Regions from separate parts of the Homo sapiens genome. Here region 2 is linked to region 1. Evidence: chromatin loops called from intact Hi-C (ENCODE). Cell type or tissue: PC-3. All regions are shown on one strand. Each heading gives the region's core, and the rest is flanking DNA. Links, peaks and the distances in the headings are about the cores only.

The links. Hi-C counts contacts between places; a loop is a spot of excess contacts. Peaks named below come from ENCODE experiments on the same cell type or tissue, not always from the same donor. Only the 100,000 strongest peaks of a DNase experiment are listed, where the experiment ranks them.
Region 2: it touches region 1 in a loop (19-fold over the local background); 1 of 110 quality-filtered maps calls a loop at or near these places.

What each region holds. Positions count from the first base shown.
Region 1 is chr10:62,331,200-62,341,701 of GRCh38, forward strand. LOC283045 (a long non-coding RNA gene) reads right to left here. Exons shown (of 4, transcript NR_104162.1): 4 at 8,389-10,470. Among named protein-coding and RNA genes, the nearest start is that of ZNF365, 38 kb to the right of the region's middle. In PC-3, for the core only: no CTCF peak of the experiment used is centred there; a DNase peak (open chromatin) is centred at 4,312.
Region 2 is chr10:62,216,981-62,227,482 of GRCh38, forward strand. RTKN2 (rhotekin 2) reads right to left here. Exons shown (of 12, transcript NM_145307.4): 7 at 6,258-6,352; 8 at 1,215-1,321; 9 at 138-269. Among named protein-coding and RNA genes, the nearest start is that of LINC02621, 37 kb to the right of the region's middle. In PC-3, for the core only: no CTCF peak of the experiment used is centred there; a DNase peak (open chromatin) is centred at 7,841.

The DNA.
Region 1 (10,502 bases), core at 1,850-6,849:
AATTTTAGTCTTCTTAAATTTACTGAGACTTGTTTGGTAGCCTAACATATGGTCTATTTTGGAGAATGATCACTTTGCAGCTGAGGAAAATGCGTATTCTACTGCTGTTGAGAGAAATGTTCTGTGTATATCTTAGATCTAAATGGTTTATATTGTTCAAATTTTCTATTTTCTTTTTTGTCTTCTGTCTACTTGTTCCATCCATTTTCAAAAGTGGGATATTTAAGTCTTTGACTATCACTATAAAACTATTTCTCCATTTAATTCTGTCACCTTTTATTTCATGTATGTTATGGTTCTACTGTTAGGTGTGTACACTACTTATTTAAAAAAACAAAAAATACATAAAATAAAAATATAGGTAATGTATTTATAATTGTTATATCACCTTGATGGAATGACTCATTCAAAATATATAATGTCCTTCTTAGTTTCTTATTATAATTTCCGTTTTAAAGCTTATTTTGTCTGATATAGCCATCTCTACTCTCTTTCTGTTACTATTTGCAGGTAATGGCTTTTTCCACCTCACAACTCAATCTTCGTCTTTCAATCTCATGCAAGTTTCTTGTGGACAGAATATAGCTAGATCATGTTTTTTTAAAAATCCATTATGCCGGTACCTGCCTTTTAATTGAAGTGCAATGCATTTACATTTAAAGTCATTATCAATAAGGAATGATACACTTCTGCCTTAATTTTTTTTCTGTTTGTTTTACGTCTTTTATGTTTTTCAGTCATGCCATTAATGTCTTCTCTCTGTTTAGTTTTCTTTTAGTGTACTATTTTGATTCACATCTTGCTTCCTTTTTTGAATATTTTTTAGTCATTTTCTTAGTGTTTAACCTGTGGATTATAAGTAATATCTTAAATTTATAAGATTCTAGTTGGAAGTAAAACGAATTTAACTTTGAAAGTATACAAGAATTCTGCTTGTAATATAACTTCGTTTCTCCCCTTTTATATTGTTATTGTTACAAATTACATCTTTATAAATTGCATACCAATTAACATAGAATTATAAATTTTTAAAATGCATTTTCTTTTAAATCATATAGAAAAAAGGATTAGTTACAATACTAAAATGCAATAATACTTGCATTTATATTTGTCTAAGTAGTTAATTTAACCAGCTTTTAAAAATTTATTTGTATGGCTTCAGTTTTCTGTCTAGTATGTTTTTATTTCTGCCTGAAGGACTCCATTTAGCATTTTTTGTTGGGTAAGTAGGTCTACTAGCAATAAACTTTGTCAGCTTTTGTTTATCTGGAAATACCTTAGTTTTTTCTTCATTTTTGAAGAATAGTTTTGGCAGATTCAGTTGGTAGTTTTTTGTTGTTGTTGTTGTTTGTTTTGTTTTAGGCACTTTAAATATGATGTTCCATTGCCTTCTGCCTTCTATGGTTTCTGACAAGAAATCAGTGGTTAATGTTATTGAAGATCTCTTTTGTATGGCAGGTCACTTCTCTCTTGCTACTTCCAGAAATCTCTTCTTGCCTTTGTCTTTTAACAGTTTGATTACAGTGTGTTTTGGTGTGTACCTCTTTGAGTGTATTCTACTTAGAGTTTATTGATCTGCTTGGATGCATAGATTAGTGTCTTTTATCAAATTTGGGAAGGTTTTGTCCATCATTTCTTTTAACATCATTTTTGTTCTGTTTTCATTCTTTCTTCTCTTTCTGGGACTTCCATAATGTGTATGTTCATATGCTTGATGGTGTCCCACAGGTCTCTTAGACTCTGTTCATTTTTTCTTTATTCTTTTTTATTTCTGCTTCTCAGACTGGATGATTTCAATTGACCTATCTCCAAGTTTGCTGGTTTGTTCTTTTGCCTACTCAAATCTGGCATTCAGCCTCTTTGTTAAATTTTTTATTGTTGTTATTGTACTTTGAAGCTCCAGAATGTCTATATGGGTCTTTATTTATAAGTTCTATTTGTTCATTAATATTCTTTAATTGGTGAGATATAATTTTCCTGGTTTCCTCTTTGCATGTTTTAAAGACAGTTGACTTAAAGTCGTTTTCTAGTCAGTCTAATAGCCAAACTTCTTCAGGGACAATTTTAGTCCATTTTTTTTTCATGGTAATGACTATAATTTCTTGTGTTCATGTGTGTGTGTATTTTTTGCATGCCTCATCATTTTTGTTGAAAATTAGGGATACATTTGGAATATTGTAATTTGATAACTCTGAAAATTGCATTTTCCCTTCTCCCAGAAATTTTTTGCTGGTGCTTTTTGTGGACTTTGGTTATTTGTACAGTGACTTTTCTAAACTACTTGCATAAAGTCTGTATTATTTGTTATATGTGGTATCTGAAGTCTCTGTTCCACTAGCCTAGTGGTAAGATAGTGATTTCACAGAGATTTCCTTAAATGCCCAGAGCCAAAACATCTTGCAGTCTTTGCAGCCGGACTCTGTGTGTGTGTGTGTGTTGAGGCATGATTTTAACACTTCGCTGGGCAGTTTGAAACTCTTCCTTTGTCTCACTTCCTTCATGTGAAGAACTGAAAGGCCATCCAGAGGACCTTCTGAGGTGTTTTCTGAGCATGCCCCCTATCTGGGACATGCATGTAGCCCTCTAGATTGCCAAATATAAGTAAAGGATTTTCAAAGCTCTTATTTCCCACAATATCTCACTTCCTAATCTTTCTCAAAGGCTTTTAAAAGTGTCTATTGTTTTAGTCAACTGGTACACTTAGACACTGCTGGTAGCAAGTAATTCATTTGCCTTGAAAGGTTTTTGTAAAGTCTCTCTACATAGCAGCTCCTATGTCTTAAAAGAGTTCCAAGTTAGATTAAAAATGGGGAAGCTCTTTGCATTAGTCCTTCAGGGAGTGACCAGACAGGTCCAAACAATTAACCATAAGTCTTTGAAAACAAGATCAGCTCTGCTCCCTCCAAAAGCTGTCATTTTCCAGATTACCAAGCTGGGAGAGAGAGTAATAGGACAAGGGTAAGTTAAAGCACCACAAATTTTTACTACCAAGTTTCAGTTTCCCTTTTCTTGATTGTATTTGCTTGGTTGCTATAAACCATTGACTGCTTTCCAAAGTTCTGATAAAATTGATTCTAACACTTTTTGCCAGTTTTTCAGTGCTTTTGTGAAGGGACAGGCTCTTGAAGTTCCCTTCTTTGCTGTTTTTCCTGCTATTTCTCAGACATGTTTTAAGAAATAGAAATATGGTGGACTTAATATAACAGTCATTAAAAGTTGTGAAGCTAGTATAATAACATAGTGTGGTTTGTTTTACAGTTAGTGAAGCTGATGAATAGACAAGAAGAGAAAGCACACAGATGGGCTTCAATGATATTATGTTCCTCTTTTTTAGTTTGGTTGATGGGTGCCAATTTTTACATATAGTCTTTTGAGAGCATCAAATATTACATAATAAAATGTGTTTAAAGTCTACTTAGACACTGGAAAATATATTACTAGATAACTATTGCATTGAAAATAAATTCAAAGCAAATTACAAACTATCTAGAAAGTAATACACTGCTGCAAAAGCTATACCAAAGAAGTTAAGCGTTAGTCTTAAACACTTCAATTATTAAAGAAGAAATAATAAAAAAGGAGGGAGTGTTTAGTATAAATCTTAAGAACATTGAAAAGGCTCAACAAAATAAACTAACAGAGCTAGAAAGATGAAATCTTAAGACAGAAAAGCAACAATTACTAAATGTAAAGCTAAAAAATCAAAAGATAAGAAAATCCAAGTGGAAAATATCACTAAAATTAAACTCCTATTTAGTTTTATTAAGAAAAAATAAATAGATAATGACAGATTTTCCTCAGTTCTAAGAAGGAAGCAAACAGGATTCTATGATGAAAAAATAACTTAGGTGAATGAATAAAGATAGCATGGTGGGAGGAAAGTTTCCCCAATCCAAGGATGAGAAAGACCTAGTCTAGATCTAGGACAATTGGAGGTGGTGATGAAAATATTTCTAGGATGTTCTTGAGTTCAGAAAGAGCATGGTGTGCTTAAAATTTTCCCTCACTTTTTATGTCTAGGACGCAGGAAACAAGGAGGTACAGATTATATGTAGTAGCACAACACCTGAATAAATGAATGACATCACAGAATCTGTCTTTTTTTGCAAATAGCCACAAAGTTGGAACAAGAAGAAAAATGAGACATATATATCAGAGAAGCCACAAACTAGATAATCAAGCTCTGGACTTTATCTGAACACCTATTCCAGAGGGAGATATTTTTTTCCCTCTCTTATAAGTTTTCAACTCAGGGAATTGTGCTTGGTTTGCTTATTTTATCATGCAACTTAATACATGTGTTAGTCACTTCCTGTGTGCTCAATCTACTATGGAGATAAATTAGATCCCCAACAACCAGGAAGTATATTAATAATCTCTGTGATGCTCTTATTCACCGTGCATGAGTGATTTGAATGTTAATTAGTATTTGTAAAGTAGGAAGAGGAACAGGAGTGAAGTGTTGGTTTATTTTCATTACCTGATAATAATGCGTCTATCACAACATTATTACATACATAAAGAATAATATCCTACTGCCCTGTCATCCTGGCAAGTTAATAAACATGAATCTTTATCTTATTGTATGGGGAAAGATTTTGAGCCGGTAAGATGAATTAATAAAATGGGATCTTCAAAGGGGATTCAAAATAATAATAAAATCTATATCTATAGTTGCAACATGTTTCCTAAATTTCAGACCCACATATTCAAAGGCTTATTCAATAGATTCTGATAGATATCTATAATGTAAACATATCCAAAATGTTAGAGATTATCTTACCCCCAAATTCAACAGGTACACCATGGAATTCTCCATCTTTTCCCCAAGTTATACTCTTCTGTATTTCCTATCTCCATATTCAGCACGAATATCTACTACCTCCCTAAGTCGGAAATCTGAGAGACATCTTATCCTTCCAACTCTTGTCACATCCACAACAAATATATCTCTATTTCCTATTGATTCTACTTTTTAAATTATACTTAAATCCTATAGCTTCTCCATCTCTACTGACAACATTTCAGTTCAGGCCCTCGTTAAACTTTTAGAATCCTGTAATAACCTCCTAATTTTCTCCTGACTCAACTCTTGTTGTTCTCCAATTTATTTACTATGCATTGGTCCCAAGTGATCCTTATAAAATGCAAATTTCCTTGCCTTTCTTCTCAGCTTAAAAGGCATCATTGTGCCCTATGGTATTTTTAAAAAGATTTAAATTTAAAAAATTTAAATTTTAAATCCAACATTTTTAGTTTGGTCCCAACAATTCTTCATGATCTGTTCTTTGCCTCTTTTTCATATGTGCCTGACACGATAGCCATGGTGAGCTACTTGGGCCTACCATATAGTTTCATTCCTCTGGGCCTTTACACATGCTGCTTGCCTGGGCATGCCTGCAGCAGACTAGAGGCCCACAGGCACTGGGACAATGGGGTGGAGCCACCAGGAATTCACACCTTATGCAGGGGAGGAAGCTGGCCTCTTCAGCTTCAGTATGGTGGCCCTGGTATTCAATGGGGGAGGTGGAAATCTGCTCTCAGGACCCCCTCTCTTCACTGAGAAGTTTCTTTTTGCTTAATAAATTCTGCTGTCCTCATCCTTCAATGTGTTCATGTGCCTAATTCTTCCTGGTCATGAGACGAGAACCCAGATTAGCTGAGCTAAGGAGCAAAAAATCCTGCATCATCACCAGGCAGCTGTCCACATAATTACTGCCCACATCCTAATGGGAGTAAAATATCCACACCTACCTGCAGAGCATACTGGAGAATGTACTTTATTCTGGGCAACCACATACCCAGCTAACAGATGATATTTCTGTTAATATGGAAGAAGAGAAGAATGGATATTGGGAGACAACAGTAAGTGTGTAGTAAAACCAATGAAATAATTTACTTATTGAAAGCAATATAAAAGCCTGGTTTAAAAGTTCAACAAATCAGGTCATGTCATGCCAATCCTCCTACTGCAACAACTGGAAAAGGCCAAATAAATTGCAAAAAATATATTTCTAAAAGTGTTAGCAAACTGTGGAAGCAGTGAGAACTGTATTAGTCTGCTTGGGCAACCGTAACAAAATACCATGGACTGGGGGATTTAAATAACAGAAATTTATTTTATCACAGTTCTGGAGGCTGAAAGTTGAAATCAGTGCCAGCATGGTCTGGTTCTGGTGAGAGCTCTCTTCCTGGCTTGCAGATGGCTACCTTCTCTTGCTATGTCCTCACATAGCCTTTCCTCAGTGTGTGCACATGATTAGAGAGAAAGCAGAACTTTCTAATGTCTCTTTTACAAAGGCACCAATCCTACCATGAGTCGTTACCCTGATGACCCCATTGAAACCCAACTACATCTGAAAAGCCCCATCTCCAAATACTATCACATGGGGGTTAGGGCTTCAGCATGGTAGTTCCAATTTCTCCACAAATTCACCAATATTTGGCATTAAAAATTTTAGCCATTGTAGTGGATTTGTAGTGGTATCTCCTTATGATTTTAATTTGCATTTACCTATTGACAAAAGGTAATATTTTTATGTGATTTTTAGCCAATCATGTATCTTCTTTTGTAAAGCATCTATTTCCATCTTTTCCCCATTTTTATGAGATTTTTACATGGATAAATAGATTATAATATTGTAAATAATAAGTAGATTAAAGTATAGATTATAATCTAAAATTTAATAATTATAATTATTATAATAGATTAAAAATTTAATCTAAATTATAGATTATCAAAGATTTATATTATATATTTATAATACAAAAAGAAAGTTTTAGCAATGCATGCATCTGACAAAAAGTTTGTGTCCAGAACATGTGAATATGTGTATATATATAAAAGTATATATGCATTATTAATGTATGTGTATACACACAGACACATGATACATATATGTATATTGTAATATACACACATGGATACACACACATATTCTGTACACAAACTTTTTGTTAGATGTATGTGATACAGACAGGAGGCAGAGAAACACTGGGTAGAAGAAGGTGAATCCCCAGCAAAGGCCCCACCCTCAAGCCTGGAAACACACAGCCCTAAATGGGAACAGACATTCCTGTTTTTGTACCCAACTCTTGCCTTTTGACCCTCCATGCCTGCTATCATGTACCCATATAAACCCCAAACCCCAGGATCTATGAGGAGACCAACAGAAGAGCAGAAGAGCAGCAGAGCAACATGGCAGAGAGGGAGAGAAGGAAAGGAGCATCTGAATATCAAGAGGAGTTTGGCTGGGGACGATCAGAGAGGAGTCAGCTGCAGGACAGCTGAACTCCAGGGTAAGATCATCTTCCCACTCCCACCCCTTTCCAGTTCCCCATCTATCTCACTGAGGGCCACTTCTACCACTCAATAAAATCCCCACACTTACCACTCATCAAGTCCATGTGACCTGATTCTTCCTGGATGCCAGAAAACGATCCGGGTACCAAGAGGGCAATGTGTAAAAGACTGTCACCCTGACACTCCACTGAGCTGGTTTAACATTTAGCCATACACAGATGGTAACTGCTAAAAGAGCATTAATCATAACATACTCCTAGATGCTACCATGGGGCAGGAGCCCAAAAGCGCTCACCCCAGCTCCTGCACCTGCCCATCTGTATGCTCCCCTTCCTGTAAGGTGTTTGAATGTGTGGTGGCAGAGCAAGCAAGCCACACTCTTGTCACAAGTCCCAAGAAGAGGTCAGGAAACTCTCCTGTTCCATATGCATTATTAATACTTTCTTTATTAATATAGTTTGCCTTTACAGTTTCTTAATGCCGTCCTTCAAGACTCAAATGTCTATTTTATTTTACTTTTATTTTTCAAATTTTTTAAATTATTATTTTTTTCAACTTTTATTTTAGATTAAGTGGGTACATGTGCAGCTTTTTTACTTGGGTATATGGTGTGATGCTGAGGTTTGGGATTTTTTAATGGTTAGTGATTTTTGTGTTTTAAGAAATCTTTGCCCACTCCAAGTTTGTGAATATTTTATCCAATATTATCTTCTAGAAGTTTTATGGTTTTAGCTTTTATATTTAGGTCTATAATCCACTACAAGTTAATTTTTTGTTTACAAGTTAACTTTTTTTCGTACAGCACGAGTTGTGTCAACTGTCAATTTTTATGTGAAAATACAATTGTTATCAGCAACATTTGGGGGAAAAAACTACCCTTTTCTATGTAGACTACTTTGTCATGTTTGTTGGCAGTTAATTCTATATATGTTTTGTTTTGAATTCTGCATGCTGCTTTATTGATCTTTAACACCAATACCACACTATATGTAGCTGTACTAGTCAGGGTTCTCCAGAGAAAAAAAAATCAATAGAAGATAGATAGATAGATAGATAGATAGATAGATAGATAGATAGATAGATATGTATTTTATATACATACATATGAATATATTTATTTTAAGAAATTAACTCATGTATTTATGAAAGCTGCCAAGTTCCAAGATCTACAGTTGTTAAGCTGGAAACCCAAGAGAGCCAATGGTGCAGTTCTAGTCCAAAGAACAGCAGGTTGAGACTCAAGAAAAGCTGATGTTTCAGTTCAAGTCTGAAGACAGGGAAAAAAATGATGTCCCAGTTCAAAGGCAGTCAGGAAAAAGGAATACCTCCTGATTCATTGTGAGTTAATTTTTATACATGGCATAAGGTAAGGGTCAAGTTTTTTTTTAAGTGAAAGCAAGTTTATTATGAAAGTAAAGGAATGAAAGAATGGCTACTCCATAAGAAGAGCAGTGGTGCACACCTAGTTGCCCATTTTTATGGTTATTTCTTGTTTATATGCTAAACAAAGGGTGGATTATTCATGAGTTTTCCAGGAAAGGGGTGGGCAATTCCTGGAACTGAGGGTTCCTCCCCATTTTAGAACATGTAGGGCAACCTCCTGACATTGCCATGGCATTTGTAAACTGCCGTGGTGCTGGCGGGAATGTAGCAGTGCAGACGACCAGAAGTCACTTTTGTCGCCATCTTGGTTTTGATGTTTTGGCTGGCTTCTTTACTGCAACCTGTTTTATCCACAAGATCTTTCTGACCTGCATCTTATGCCGCTCTCCTGTCTCATCCTGTGACTTAGAATGTCTTAACCTCCTGGGAATGCAGCCTAGTAGGTCTTAGCCTTATTTCACTTAGCCCCTGTGTGAAATGGAGTTGCTTTGATTCAAATGCCTCTGACAATTCCCCCCTCCCTATTATAAGAGAACACTTAATCCTAAGGGTTGTAGACAGATGAAGATCCATTTTCTGTAACTTCTTCAGGCTGAATAGGGGTGATAATATTCCAGCCTAACTATTGGGTCTTTTGCCTTCAGGGTAGAGAGGAGCTCATTCAGAAAGTGCTGGTATGGTGAGGGTTATTTGTAACTGAGTTCCAACAAAAGATGGTACCTGGAAGAGGAATAAGGGTTCAATTTAAGAAAACATTCAGCAAGCATATCCTGCATTCCTACACAAAGAGTACAACAGCAATATATTCCACAATAGTAAAGCAAAATAAGCAAAATCATCCCAAATAAACAAAATTAGAGGCTTTCCATGAACTGGGCAATTGTTGGAACCAAACTGATATGGGGTTGTTAGCTGATTCCAATATGTGCCCAGAATAAGAATATTGATCTGGATTTTATATTACCCATCCTTCTTAGTTCTTCTGAGCAGCAGCCAGAGATCACTGGTTGGTTAACAGAAATAAGAAGAGTCAGTCTAAATTGCAGAAAAAAATTCAAAAACAGTGAATGAGACTAGAATCTAGTAACAGTTGTACCATAGTTCTTGAAACAATTTTTTTCTCTCTCCAGTTTCCCATTTTTACTAAAGACAAATCACTGTAAGACTGATTTACTTTATTATACTTGGCCTGATTATTCATACAAAGTGCAGCAAGAATAATTATTTTTCACATAGGCTTTTTAAATTGGCTTTGATGGAACTCTGTTCTATAAGGAATCTCAGATAAGACTTTTTTCTGAAGCTGAGCCCAGCCATGGGTTTGTACACTCAAATATCTATTATTGGGTAAATTCCTTTCCTATTCAGGTCCCAAGATAACTTGGGGGCTCCTGGGACTGTTAAAAAGTGACATTCTTTACTCACAGGTTAGGAACCCTACACAGAGACTGTGTAGACAATGTATAAGGCCAGTGTTTCCAAGGGGCTTTTATTGGCTCTATAAGTCAAGTTTGATTCCTTAAAAGAAAGCACACCATTCCAGTAAAAGCCTTGGTAAAATAACCAGTTTTTCCAATTGTGTCCTGTTACAAATGAAAACAGATTCTTATTGCACTTATGCAAATAACTATGTTTCCATAAGTTAAGAATACTCACAAATAGTTTCCAAATTCTGGAGAAATCAGGTAGAGAGAAACAAACAGGCTCTGAATTTTGTTCACAGGAGTACACTTTACTCAGTTGTTAAAGGCTGTCAATAGCTCAAAAGAAAAGTTTTCCAGACTCTGAAAAACAAAACAAAGGATAAGCAAAATTT
Region 2 (10,502 bases), core at 4,974-9,973, 110 kb before region 1:
TTAAATCATATTTATGAAGTAACCTGTTTTTACCAGTACTTCTCTTTTATTTATAAGACAACAACAATGTAAACTGCACAGACAAAAACAAACTTCCTAAGATGTATATTTTTTTCTCAAAATAGCATTTCCTTTACCTTGTTAATGGGTACTACCAAAGCTGGTTCCACTTTAGCTTCAATTTCCTCTGGACTGTAAAAACAATAGAGTTTACCTCCTCGCAAAACACAATACAACCTTCTCCAACTAATCAGACCTTCTACCATTTGCTGAAAAAAAAAAAAAAAAAATCAAGAGACTATCAATTTTAAGTTATTATCACTTTAAATACATCAAAATACTTATCAAGGTTAAATTAGTTATTTAGAATTTTTAAAATGTGATGGAATTATCCATTAATTTGATATACAAAAGGTTAATTGCCCCAAATCCAAGAGTATGTTAATATCAGAGAAGAAAAGTTTGGAATTCTTAAAGGCATTAAGTGAAATGGAGGCAACGATTACCACCTAACTTTTACACACATAAAACCATAGATCAATGGTGTTTTAGAAAAGCTAGTCGATTAAAAATTAGTGCTTAGAATTCTATAGCAATTCATCAAATGACTCAGGAAAATTATAAAAACAATTCTGTATGTTCAAAATATTATTTTCCCTTACTGTTCTCAGAGCATCGGAAAATGTCAACTACCCTTTAAGAATGCAAATTTTCTTTCCTCCTAATGGAATCTTTTAGAAAAAGCTATTGATTCATTGAAGTTCACAATTAATTATTTACTGAATATAAATAACTATGGTTATAAATAAATCAGCAGTAGGTGGCACAGAGGCAGGCAGCTTTGGAAGCTCAGAGTCCTAAACCGTGCCAAACGCTGTCTGCCAGAAAGACCTTTATGTGAAAGGTGTTGAGCAGCCCTCATCAGTTTCCACACGGAGCCCTCTGTTGCTGATTATCCTGTTGCTGCTATTAATGAAGCAGAGGAGCATGGAGAGGTAGCGCCTTAGCCATCAACATCGCAGTAGATCCCTCCCTACCTTGTCATTCTTTTCACCCCGCACCCCCTACAGTTTATATCTGATAACATTTAGAAAACTGACATTTAAAAAAAGACTTAAAAAATACTTCTCAATATCAGAAGGTGAAACAACTGCCTGTATATTAAGATTTAAAGTAGAGCTACAATTGTTGTAGGATATTTAAAGTCCTCTAACCTGCTGATTAAGAAATCCTGCAAATGCATCCTCAGCCATACAAGCTGGCTGGGCAACTAGTCGGCAGCACATGTTGCCATACAGGGGAAGCCAAAATGAAGACTCCTCTATTTAAAGGAGAAAGAAAAAAAAAAATCAAGTTATAAATATAAGTTTATTTAAGGTCATCATACATTTTGATTTTTCTCTTTTTACAATTTTGTTTTGCTTTGTACAGAACATATTTTAGAATTAGTTTCATGTAAAGATTCATCCTACCCAAATACCAGTGCCATATTAAGTGAGAAAATCAAATATGAGAATAGAAAGGACAGGATAATATTAAACTGACAGTTTATAGCATGCTATCACCTGAATAAAAATGAACTGTTTAGTCTCTTGTTTGATTTTAATTATTCAATGAAAGTTGTTCAGAGAATATAAGTGATCTCATTTAATATAAAAACATTCTAATAAAGTAATTTATGTTTGTCAAATTCTACTTTTTGTTCTGATTTTCATTATAATAATTAGAAAAGTGATCCTCTGAATAAAACATTATTTCACTTTGCGAGGCCGAGGCAGGCGGATCACTTGAGGTCAGGAGTTTGAGATCAGCCTGGCCAATATGGTGAAACCCTGTCTCTACTAAAAATACAAAAATTAGCTGGGCATGGTGGTGCATGCTTGTAGTCCCAGCTGCTTGGGAGGCTGAGGCCGAAGAATCGCTTGAGCCCAGGAGGCGGAGGTTGCAGTGAACTCAGACTGCACCACTGCACTTCAGCCTGGGCAACAAAGCAAGACTCCATCTCAAAAACAAAGCAAAACAAAAACAAAAAACATTATTTCAGAGAACTTAAGATAACTTCATCAACATTTTTGGCCCTTCCTCCTCCCCTTCTTTTGCTGAACAATTCAGTCATAAGCCATTAGATAGAGCCCCCAACATGAACATCTGTGCCAGGACTGGAGAAGGAGCTGTGGTGTGCTAGAAATGGATGATGGAGACAGGCAGAATGAGAATGGTGAGTAGCAGGGGCTGCCTGCAGGAGGTATCAGCACCTGAAGGGCCTGAGAGGGTGATGACACTGGGGCGCAGCCTAGATTTGGGACTCTGTCTTGAGCAAGCAGGGTAAAAGAGATATGCCTGGGAAGAGGAGCCTGACATCGAACATTAGAGCCCAATGAATGAAGAAGTAGCCCAGATTGAAGGACAATTAAAAAGCATGATAATTAAATGAAATGTATGATTCTGCATTGTATCCCTCTGCCATAAAGAACATTATTGTGACAATGGGCAACATCTTGAATGGACTCTGAGGATTATATGGTGGTAATGTATTAGTATTCATTTCTTGACTTCAAGAGTGATGATGATGTAGCTGAATGTCCTGATAGTAGGAAATATGTATTAATACATTTTGGGGTACAGACTATCATGTAAGCAACTTGCTGTCATAATTTTTTTGAGAAAAAAAAGATCTTGACATTTAAGCTGAGTGTGGTGGTGTCTGCCTGTAGTCCCAGCTACTCCAGAGGCCAAGGTGGGAGGAGTGCTTGCACCCAGGAGTTTGAGGCCAGACTAGGTAATATACCGATACCCATCTCTAATTAAAAAAAAAAAATCTTGACATTCAACTTGCAACTTTTCTGTAAGTTTGACATTGTTTAAAAAAGTTACTTCAAAAAACATTAAGATAGTCCTTTAATGAAGATACCTACCTGTGTACTACCTATCTATATGGAGGAAAGCATTAAATAATTTATTCTAGACATCAGAGTATAAATAAAAACCAAACATATGGCCCTTAGTTCACACTGGATCACATAAAAATGATTTTTAAAGTTTTGGCTGTGCCCTGTTGGTAGTGCCTACAAAATCGCTAGCTACTGGCCGTAACTATTATTCACCAAAAAGTTTTAATTACCCCAGAATTTTTTTTGTAAAAATAGTTAATATATACATGCAAGGCAGCAAAGGTTTGTAGTAAAACCAAAAAGTTTTAAATTTACCTACCCAAGATTCTACTATAGAATAGTACACAACAATGTTCTGAGACTATTCAAATCTTTTTCATTAATACATTTTAAAGCTGCTATATTTTAGAAATAAGGGGCTTAATCTGGGAAAAATAAATGCACGAGCATAATACATACAATTCCAAAATGCAAACACAAATAAACAAAAGTTATCTTTCCTAAAACAGGCAGCAAATGAAATGAAAATTCTGTAAAAGCATGTATTTCAGTAATACATCTGAAATCAACTTTGTGATTTGTAAATTTAGAAGTTTGAAAGCAAATTTCTTTATATAGGCAATCTCAGATTTATGAATAGCTTATGTTCTAAAAATCTGTAAGTTAGTTGAAAAGTACATCATAAAGAGTAAGAAACACGAAGGATACAATGAAAAAGACTAACATAGGTTTAACAGGCATGCAAAAAGAACAAAAGCTACACAACAGCAGAGGCAGTTTCAAACAGGTAGGAGAGATTTTGTCCAAACTGATGAAACATATCAACAATGTAAAGAAGCTCAAGAAACCCCAAGCAGCATAAATAAACTCTACACCTAATTATACCATGGTAAAATTTTAGAAAACCAAAGGCAAAAATAAATAAAAAGATTACACTCATAGTGGTGACATACTGGCAAATGATTTACAACATTTATAGTAAAATAATAAAAGCCAAAAATGTTGGAATTATATGTTCAATATTCAACAAGAAAAAATTAAAACTGCAGAATTAAGAAATATCTTCAATAATGAGGCAAAATAAAGCCATCTTCAGATAAACAAAAAGAACAAGAAGTCTGATATCAGCATAACTCACTAAAAGAAATTCTAAGGCTTATAATTCAAGCAGAGGGAAAAGTATCCCAGATGCAAGGCATAAGATACAAGTAGTGCACAGAAACATGTAGGTAAATCTAAATAAATATTAAATCTAAATAAGTACTAAAAAAAAAAAGAATTACAATATATAACAATAGCACATAGGTTAGGGAAAAGAGTTTAATTGTTCTAAAGTCCTTGCATTGTCTGAGAAAAGCACAAAACTATCTTTTAAGTTTAGTTTTTAATAAGTATGATTAATGAAATTTTTAGGGGTAAATTCTAAAAAATGAGAAAAAGGATGTATAACCTTAATTCAAACAAGGAAAAATTGCCTTAAAAGGCAAGAAAAAATAACCACGGAATAGGTGAGACAAACAGAAAACACAGGTTATCATAGATTTAAACCTAAATACACAGCTATTTGATATTAAATACGAAAGGACTAAAAGCTTCGGTAAAAAAAAGATTGTCAAATTAGAGAAAAATTAAAATCCAATATAATGCTGTTTGAAGAGGCATGTTTGTAACATAAAAATAAGTACAGTTTGAGGTAAAAGAAGAAAATACACAATTTAAACACATGCATCAAATAACAAAGGTTCAAATTATATACAGTAAAAATAGATATAACTATGGGTCGAAAAATCCACAATCACAGAAGGAGATTTTATCATACCTCTTGTAGTAATATGAAGTATATAGACTACAATCATTACTCCTAACAAATAATTAGCAAATATGGAACACACGGGTGAATAAAACTGACTAATCTATTACAAGAATGAGAATTAAAAAACAGAGATGGTACAGAAAGCAAATATCAGAATGGAAAAGAGGGAACAATGCTACAGAGGCTGCAGAAATTCAATAGATATAAGGACATTATAGAAAATTTAATGCCTATAAATCTCAAAGTTTAGATCAAATAGGTAGATATCTATAAAAACATAACTTATTGAAACTGACCCAAGAAATAGAAAAGCTGAAGAACCCTGTAACTATTAAGAATAATTAAATCAGTCTAAGAGATAAATGGAGACATATGTACAGCTAGGGTAACTGAGGGAAAGGAGGGGTAGTAACGTTCTATTTCTTGACATGTTCTATTTCTTGAGACAGGGTCTCACTCTGTAGCCCAGGCTGGCGAACAATGGTACAATCATACCTCACTGCAGCCTTGAACTTCTGGGGTCAGGCGATCCTCCTACCTCAGTATCCTGAGTAGCTGGGATTACATGCATGCACGACCATGGCCAGCTACTTTTTTTTTTTATTTTTGTAGAGATAGGGTCTCACTATGTTACCCAGGCAGGTCTCAAACTCCTGGGCTCATGTGATCCTCCCATCTCGTCCTCCCAAAGAACTGGGATTACAGGCATGAGCCACCACACCTAGCCTCATAATTATTTTTTAAACTACATATTTACATTTCATGAACTTTTCCCTATTTTTAACATAATTTCTCATTGTGAAACAAAAAAAATTGGTATAACATTATCAATCTTATCAGTACAGAGCCACAATCCTTACAACAGTAAGTATAATTAGGACTTTACCACATATTTTTATTTATTTTGCTTGGAGAAAATGAACAAAAGTAAATAACCCAAATCATACTTCCAAACTGCCTTACCAGCACTGCTCCATATTTTTTCATCACAAGTAAAATAACCTGGGAGAGTAGCAAGTGCTCATGCTAAGTTTTACAAATCTTCCTAATGACCTAAACCCCTTCTTCAGTTTCCTGTATCTTTATTTTGGATAAACTATAACTACCACTGCCATCCAAAGAGAAAAAGGTAAACTCTAAATACCACCGCCATCCAAAGAGAAAAAAGTTAAGATAATTTAACCCTTTCTCTTTCTTACATTCTCTGCTTCCTACTAACAGAAAAGCTGGCTTCCTTGATTTCAAATTTAAAAATAAGTCAGGTCTTTAATTTCCAGCTAGAAGAGTGGTAAAGTCATAAATTCCAAGTCAAAAACAAGGATTGAGCATACCTGAGACCCTTCTTTTCCCACTAAGCCTTGCAAGCAAATCTCAGTGTAGAGAAAGGAAAATAAACTTTTCTCCTTTGGGGAAGAGGGACAGATATATTTTAAAGAACCAACAGAATCACTCATGTCTCCATTATTTAAGCCGATATCCACTTGAGGGGAACATACTATAATTAGAAATATAGACAGAATATATGTAATAAGTAAAATATATACTGTACTTACCATTTCCATTAATAGACAGATTATGGGTCTTGAAACTATCCTCAGCACTTTCCAAGGTTAGGGTAGTGTGAGCTAGCAAATTATACTTTACACCACTAATAGTAAGAAAGAAGACATGTTTTAAGTATTTTTGTATTTCTACTACTACACAAAATATTTGTATGTTCAACAACAAATAATAAACAACCTGATTTAAAGATAAGCAAAGGACGTGAATAGACATTTCTCCAAAGAGAGGACAAGATCCAGCATTACATTCTGACACATTACATTTCTCCAAAGAGAGAAATGTCTATTTCTCTTTTGTTGACAAATGGTCAACAAAACATAAAAAGATGCTCAGTATCATCAGTCATTGGGGAAATGTAAATCAAAACCACAATGAGATATCAGTTCACACTCATTAAGATTAGTAAAACAAACAAAAAAACAGTAACACATGTTAGCTGGTATGTGGAGAAACTAAAACCTTTGTACATTGCTGGTCGGAATGTAAAATGATACCACCTCTGTGGAAAACATTTTGGTGGTTCCTCAAAAAATAAGAAATAAAATTACTGATCCAGCAATTCTACTCTGATATATACCCAAAAGAACTGAGAGCAGAGACTCAGATATTTGTACACCTAAGTTCACAGCAGCATTATTGACAATAGCCTAAAGGTAGAAGAAACCCAAGTGTCTATCCAGGGATGAAGGAATCAACAAAATGTGGGGTAGGTGTGTGTGTGTGTGTATATATACACATACATATGCATAATGGAATATTATTCAGCCTTAAAAAAGAAGAAAATTCTGACATACTACGACATGGATGAATCTTGAAGACATTATGCTAAGTGAAATAAGCCAGTCATAAAAGGACAAACACTATATATGATTTCACTTATAAGAGGTACCTAGAGTAGTGAAATTCATAGAGATGGAATCTAGAATGGTGGCTGCCAGGAGGATAGAAGGAGGAATTAGTGTTCAATAGGTACAGAATTTCAGCTTGAGAAGATGAAAAACTTCTGGAGATGGAGGGTGGTGATGCTTGTACAACATGAATGTACTTAATGCCTCTGAATGTATATTCAAGAATGCTTTACTACAAAAAAGAAAAAATTTAGATATAATAGATGACATTTTTCAACGATGCAAGTTATTAACTTAGCAAGTTTATCTCTATACTTTGTCAATAAAAATCTGCAAATTATTTGTTTTAATTCACACAAATGTTTCTCTGAAGGGTCCCCGTTCATTTAATAAATATTTACTGAACACTTAAAATGTGCCAAGTCCAATGCTAGGTGATGGGCATTCAATGGTAAACAAGATCCAGCATTACATTCTGATGCAGGCAGAATGAAAAAAAAAGTAGGCAGAGGAATAAACCAAATACCAGCATTTGCAAGTTGGAATGCAACTTTTTCTATGAAAGAAACAAAGGAGATGAGAAAACTGAGGACCTGTGGTAGGTAGGTGAACTGGGGAAGGACTTTCTGAGGAGTTAACAGTTATCCAGTCATAAAAGAATCTAGCCAAGCAAAGAATGCAGGAAAACATTCCAAGCAGAGTGAGTATCTGCAAAGGGAGGGCTGAAGGAAAACCAGTGTGGCTAGTGCACAGCAAGCAAGCAGCAAGCATGGTGCAACGCAAGGCTGGAAATACAGGGAGTGATGAGCTCACCTGGAGGCTCTGTGAGCCCTGGAAGAGGAGTGGATTTAATTCTAAGTGTAATAGGAAAGTTGATAAAAAGTGGAATGATAGGGTCTGATTTATATTAATTTCCCAGGGACAAAGGCTGTCTTTTTGACCAAACTCTAGCCATGATCCTCTGAGTCCTTTACTCAACTAGGCCTCAACCTTGGCCTCTAAGGACCTGAACAAACACTAGCATTGTTTCTAGCAGCTCTAACCTGCATCCCTAAGATGTCTTCTTAAAGTGCCTGCTTGAGAAAACTCGAGGCTGACAAAATAATTTATTGTTTGTTCCAACCAAGAGCTGAAAACAGGGCCTTTCAGTCTTTCAGTCTCTGTGAGAAGGTAGGAGACTAATTTTGATAAATACCAGCTAGAGCACCCAGGTGGGTTCCACATGGACCAATCCCCCCTTCCCACTATCTGGAACTTTTCACTTAGCTAACTCTGAGCCTCACTCAACCTCTCCCAGTTTCCTCACTTTCCTTTAAAATGACCAGTTGTCTCTACACAAATCAAAGTTGAGTGCAATTCATGTGTGACTCTTCTTATTGTAATAGCACATTACTGATTCAAATCTGTCCTTACCACTTTAGCATCCAACTTTTTTTATTTTTCACAGAATGAATCTCCTTCTTCTGGTTATCTACATCAGAGATTTGAGGGTTTTATCTATAGTGTGAGAACATGGATGACTTCATTACACTCATTCCATTTTTTTCATTATAGTTCCCTTTGTGGTACTTACGTTAAAATAGCACTCTTACCAAAATACCTAGAATTTCTCGTGATGAATTTCATATCCTGGCACTTCGTGGTGATAAAAAGTGAATTTATGTTCAGTAACAACTGTATTTTCTTTTCTTTTTTTTTTTTTTTGAGACGGAGTCTCACTCTGTCACCCAGGCTGGAGTGCAGTGGCACAATCTCGACTCACTGCAAGCTCCGCCTTCCGGGTTCATGCCATTCTCCTCCCTCAGCCTCCCGAGTAGCTGGGACTACAGGCGCCCGCCACCATGCCCAGCTTATTTTTCGTATTTTTAGTAGAGACGGGGTTTCACCGTGTTAGCCAGGAATGGTCTCGATCTCCTGACCTCATGATCCACCTGCCTTGGCCTCCCAAAGTGCTGGGATTACAGGTGTGAGCCACTGCGCCCGGCAACAACTGTATTTTCTATGCTAGCAATCCTAATTTTTTTCATGATTTTCTTGATTTTATTTTTTTTCCAAATCAGTAAAATCTCAAAACATCAACGAGTATATTAAAAGAGAGAGACAAAGAGAGATATAGAAGACAGTGATGTCTGATGGGAATTTATATTAATTATGCTAGGTGTTATGTTTCATAAACCTCCTTTGTTTCTTACTAAATCCTTAATAAAGTCTCTATTACAAAAATACATATGCATACACTTAGTAAGTATGCAATGTATGCATGCACTTCAATAAATAATAGCATACTTCATAGAATACTACTCCCTTGGAGAATGCCTCTTGGCTTTTACTATATAGTCATTACAGACCAAAGATAACTCTCTATACCCAGTGTTTCTGGTCAATGTTTATATAGGAAAATTTATGTTTCTGTCTCCAAATTTCAACATAACATTTTAAACAAAACAATGCATGAGTACATTTTCGAGTTACATTCTGAATTGGTATAATGTCAGACTCACACTTAGGCTTTTCAAAAGTTCACTATATATCAACAAATCTTAACTGCTGCTAGAACTAAGAGAGGGACAAGTGGCCATTCTCTGCTATTATTCATTTATTCTGAACAAGTTTCTACAGTGCCTTTCACAATAAGCTCTTATTTTTCCCTATTGTTCACATAATGAATCCCCAAAAAGTTGAAGTATTAAAGAAAACTGTGGAGAAAGAATCAAAGTAGGCTGGGCATGGTGGCTCACGCCTATAATGCCAGAACTTTGGGAGGGTGAGGCAGGAGAATTGCTTGAACCCGGGAGGCGGAGGCTGCAGTGAGCCAAGATCGTGCCACTGCACTCCAGCCTGAGTGACAGAATGAGACTGTCTCAAAAAAATAACTAGAAGGGGGTTTTAAATTGATAACACATTATAACGTTTCCCACTTAAAATAATGGGAAGTAGACTCACTGTGAGCACTTTAGGGCAGAATATGTTATTTTCAAGAAAAGATTATCGACAATAAGTGGGGTGCCTTCATTTGCCAGGCACTGTTCCAGGTGTTAAAACGACAACAATCAACGAAATAGGGGAGGAGAATGTATAAATATGTAAACATACATTTATATATTTATCTATTTTTCCTCTCTTATACAGGAAGAAAAATAGATAGAAAAATATATAATTGTATCAAGCCCATGAAGCTAAGTAAAGCATGGTGAAGGGATTAAGGTCAGGGGAGAGTGCTATTTCAGATGGCCAAAGGAGAAGAAGGCCTATCTGCAAAAGTAACACTTGAGTGAAGACCTGAAAGGAAGAAAGGAGCCACAAGAAGAACAGAAGGAAGAGTATTTCAGGCAGAGGACAATACATATAAAGGCTAAGGTGAGTACATGCTAGGTGTGTTTGACAAAC